Linked DNA regions of Homo sapiens: region 1 is linked to region 2. A link is a loop called in an ENCODE intact Hi-C map of the cell type or tissue named here. Cell type or tissue: chondrocyte. All regions are shown on one strand.

Evidence for each region. A loop is a pair of places that touch in the nucleus more often than their neighbours do. Peaks named below come from ENCODE experiments on the same cell type or tissue, not always from the same donor. Only the 100,000 strongest peaks of a DNase experiment are listed, where the experiment ranks them.
Region 1: a loop joins it to region 2, with 3 times the contacts of the local background. A loop is called at or near these places in 1 of 110 quality-filtered maps.

Annotation. Positions count from the first base shown.
Region 1 is chrX:108,437,102-108,439,601 of GRCh38, reverse strand. It overlaps COL4A6 (collagen type IV alpha 6 chain), which reads left to right and starts at 1,180. Exons shown (of 45, transcript NM_033641.4): 1 at 1,180-1,416; 2 at 1,609-1,660. The coding sequence starts at 1,406. In chondrocyte, no CTCF peak of the experiment used is centred here; a DNase peak (open chromatin) is centred at 1,401.
Region 2 is chrX:108,493,960-108,496,459 of GRCh38, reverse strand. All of the region lies in intron 1 of COL4A5 (collagen type IV alpha 5 chain), which reads right to left. Among named protein-coding and RNA genes, the nearest start is that of COL4A5, 55 kb to the right of the region's middle. In chondrocyte, no CTCF peak of the experiment used is centred here; no DNase peak of the experiment used is centred here.

The sequences.
Region 1 (2,500 bases), 57 kb after region 2:
AATCTCATTGGTGTGCGTACCAAAGCCAATTACAAATAGATCTAAACTGGGACTATTTTTTTAGCGGATGGATCTCAGAGGGGCCGTGCTTTTTATTGTTACTCATTAGAAACAAATTTTGGTCGGTGCTCCCTGGGCTGCTGGTCTTCTTTACCTTCCAGCTGCTCACAGAACAGAGAGTTTCTACATACAAGCAGAAGATGTGAAAATATTGGGAATAAATAAAGTATATGCTTATAAACAAGTAAGAAAATAAGTATATGTGCGTGAATACTTTATGTGTGTTATATACGTATAAGATCTGGGAGCATTCAGCAGGTATTGGTAATTATTCTATGGTATTATGTTATTATAATACAGCTATATCTCTGTTTAGCTGCATTGAATCCTATAATTAATGCCTCCTATATTGAGCTAATGTAAAAGGTATTGACTCTCATTGTAGTTGTGTTTCAGAAAGATTTAGGGCAGGGAATTAAATAAATTTAGTGCAGTGTTTCTTAGAATTAATATAAACACTTAATTGGAAATATTTAAATAGAGTTGATGGCAGCTGAATCGATATCTCCCATATAAAGACTTGAATGTTCCTTTGATAATTCTGATATATAGATTTTTTTTAAAGTAACAAAAGAACTAGAAAATACTTTCTGCGGACTCCTTGGAGAATCTTCAAGAATTTGATGAAGAATTCTTCACAACATTTCTATCTTCCTAGAATTAACCACTTTAGAGTCTTTCAAGGTTTTGGATCTATTTCACGAGGGCCCACTCATCCTTAGGTTCTGCTTAGCTCAGAGTGGATTTACAACTCCAGAAACTGTCTCCCCTTCCCAATAGCCTAGTGTACTATCAATTTGAATCAGTGTTGTATGCATTTGGGCATGTGTGCAAGGGCACTTTCGGGCCCATCTGTCTTATGTGGGAATAGTATGCCTATGTCTCTTTATGTGTAACCTAACAGTAAAGTTGAAAGTATATGATGCACAGTTGCTTAGGTCTTAGCGTATAGGTCTCTAAGGGGCTGTGTGTGAAGCTGTGGAGATACTTAGGGCTGTTGTGTGGAAAGGTGCCTGAAAGTGAGAAAGACTACCGGCTGCCCAAGGTAGGGGGGATGATTGACAGCAGACAGCCCCGCCCCTTTCCCCTCCATTCTTTCCTCTCCTGCTGCATGGAACTATCTCCTGAGTGCTGCAAGTTGTAACGGGCACCGCTGAGCCTGTTTCCCTTTGGAGCACTTCTTATCTAGAAGCAGTGTTTAGTTTCTTCCAAACTGGGCCACTTCGTCCACCTACTCTGTTCTGAGTAAGGAAACAGCCTCCAAGCATCAGCAGAGCCCAGATGAGCACGGGCCGCGGAGCCGCTTAGCAGTCTCCCGGGACCCAGCTCCGGAGGAGCCGCAAGCATGCACCCTGGGTGAGCTGTTGCTGCCCCGAGCTCCCCTCCTCTTTCTTACTTCGGGTTACTTTGCCAGGCCGGGACTATACTGGTACTTCTGTCACTGCAGAGAAATTGGGAGCAGGCATCCAAAAGGGTTCGGGGGGCGACAGGCAGACGCACGACCCCGAAGCCTAGAGAGCCCATTACTCACCCTCCCTCCCATTTCAGGTTGTGGCTGCTCCTGGTTACGTTGTGCCTGACCGAGGAACTGGCAGCAGCGGTGAGTCTCTTCTCACGACCCTTTTCCGTCCCCCTCCTTTGACCCTCTAACCATCCCCATCTCTAGTATTTATGTTAGGGGGTTGCAGAGAGTTTCACCACGAGACGGAGTCCACACCACTCCCCTTTCTAATGGGAGTTAATGAGATTCTTGAGAGGAATAGCACAGTGTCAAGTCAGTGTTTTTGGGACCAAGATATCTTCCAAAACTTCGTAACGGGTTGGGAAAATAAAAGTGGAAGACACAAGATGCACACATTTCTGAGCCTCTTCCCCAGACGACTTAAGATGACTAGCATCAATCTCCACGGCAGAAGAAACATAATTTTCCCTGGTCTTCAAGAACTTGAATTGGCACACTAGTTTGAGAGTGGGAGGAGAGCACAAGGAGTGGAACTTCAAAGTGCCGCAGATGCTATGGAAATGAAACTTAAGTACATGCTTAGAGTCGTTTGACAGTACCAGGTGACAACATCTGGATTCTTTAACTACCTGAATTGAACTGATACCACTAGGTGATGTTCAATTTCTGTCTGATGTGTCGTGTTACTCGTTTCTGCATCACCAGAAAGTTAAAAGATAAAGCTGTTATAATAGAAAAAAAAATCAAAGTTAACATTTCATAGGCTGTTTAGATGTCATCTATCAAATCAACTAGGGACTGCAGGTAAAGAAATTTCTGAAGACTTTTGGTCAAGAAAAGTTTAATGGGTCCCAGAAAGTATTGAAATCTCCAGTGGAATTACTAGGATAATTTCACAAAGATGGAGTGACCCAAATAATCAAAGATGCTGCAGTTTTCCAGTTTCACTAGCTACTTAAGCTGGCAGAAATAAAAACT
Region 2 (2,500 bases):
TTATAAATTTAAAAAATAGCAATCATACAAAGTACATTATCTGATCATAATAGAGTTGAACTAGAAATCAAAAAAGAGAATGATATTGAGAAGATCCTCAAATGTTTGCAAATGAAACAAGACACTTCCAAGTATTAACATATGAGTCAAAGTAAAATTATTGAAAAAAACTGTTTTGAGTAAATTAAAATGAAAACGAAAACATAACATGTCAAAAATGAGTGGTGTGTAGCTAAAATGTTCTTAGAGGGAAATTTATTACATTAAATGCATACATTAGAAGAAATGTCTCAATTCAATAATCTAAAGCTACATCCTGAGAAACTGGAGAGGAAAAAACAAAATGAAGCCATTCATGGACAGTTTTGGGAGAAGCACTGCAAAGCAGGGAAGGCAAATCCATATCCCGATTGTCTGTTCCATTAAAGACAAAACGCTGCCTCTTCCATGGTAGAAGGGGTCCGATGTAATCAACCTCCCACCAGAGAGTTGGCTGATCACTCCAGGCAATGTTGCCTCATCTGGTGTTGCTACCAGTGTTGGTCTCTGCTACTGGCAGATTGGACATCCAGCAATGGCTATAGCCAGTTTGGTCTTGGTGAGTGGAAGTCCAGGATGCTGAACCCATGCATAATTTCCATCCCTGCCATCATGGCCATTTTGCTCATGAGCCCATTGGGCACTGACAGGAGTGGTTGGGAAAGAGACTGACTGATATCCATAGAACGGGTCATCCTATCCACTTGGCTATTAAAATCCTCCTCTGCTGAGGTTGCCCTTTGATGAGACACAATTATCTTCATGTTTTTTGCCCATTCAGGGAGGTCTATTCACACATCTCTTCTCCAAATTTCTTTGTCACCAATTTCCCAATAATGTTCCTTCCATGTATATCCTCTTACATGAAATGTATGATCATATCTTTTGTCCATTTTCTAATGGGATTTGGGGGGGTTTTATTGAACTGATCAGTTTTGGGAGTTTTAAAAATATATATTCTAAATAATAATCTTCTACTGGATATGTGTTTTGCAAATATTTTCTCCGTTTATAGCTAGTGTTTTCATTCTCTGTTTAACAAGGACTTTCACAGAATAAACATTTTTAAATTTTGATTATTTCATGAACTAGGCTTTTGGTATTACGTCTAAGAATTCTTCATCTAGCTCTAGGTGATGATTTTATTTTTTTCTAAACGTTTTATTGTTTTCTTTTTATATTTAAACCCATGATCCATTCTGAGTTAACTTTTTTGTAAGGTGTGAGGCTTAGGTCAAGGTTCATATTTTTGTCTATGGATGCTCAATTGTTCCAGAATCATTTGTTGAAAAAAAAAGTTATTCTTCCTCTATTAAATTGCTTTTGCTCCTTTGTCAAAAAATAGCTGGGCATATTGTAAAGGTCTATTTCTTAATTCTCCCTTCTATCATATTGATCTATGTGTCTATTCCTTCTCTACTACTGCAACTGTTTTAATTAACTACAGCTATATAGTAGGTCATAATATCATGTAGAGTGATTCCTCCCACTATATTCTTTTCCAATATTCATGACTCAGTCTTTAAGCATCTTTTTCTAACCCAGAGCCTGAATGCATCAAGTGAAAGTCTAAGTATTCATCCCCAAAGACACAAAATCATGGGGCTGAAGATAATGGGAGGATGAAAAATGCTAAATTTTATGTTAACTGCGCAAAATTTGCACTATTTCTTCAGTATAGAATCTGCCTCTAATATATCTTAAAACATATAGGATTTTAAGAACTTGTGAGTGACTCAGTGTTTGAACATTCACTTAGAAAAACGATCATTTCCACATAAACCTCCCTCTGCGTTATCTAACTTAGAAGTGCACTGAAAAAAAAAAAATCAGGCCTTTAATTTATAAAACCAAAAGTCCTTCTGAAAGTAAATGCTTATGGCATGATGGAATACAAACTAAGAAAATGGTATGACATATGTGTTAAAACTTGAAATATTTTCTTGCATATAAAATATTTGAGGAACTCAAAGTAAAAAAATATAGAAAGAAGAACCAAATTCCTGTTACCTCCTGCCCCTTGTACTAATTGTATTACATCTTTTCTTACGGATATTTTTTCCTCTTTTGCTCTTCCTATCATCCATTTGTCGTTAGGATACTTTTTATAAAATGCTGACCTACAAGAAAATCCATGTGTCAGAGTGGTGCTTTTTTCTAGAATAATCATTACAAACAATTAAATTAGGGGCCACCTGAAAGAAGCATCTTTTATTCAGTCTCAATAATGCTAGATCTGTTTGGACCTGCAAAGAAATTCTTAAGAAATACACAAAGAACTCAGTATTACAATTGTTTAGGTCAAAAAATAGACTTAAAATTGTATTTAAATTTTAATTTATAAAAACAAGGAAAAGTATTGTAGACTTAAATAGTTGCAATCTATTTTCTTATGGAAATTTTTATCATTTTCTGTGCATCAGGCAATATCAAAATAAACAAAGTTACCAAAGCATAGTCA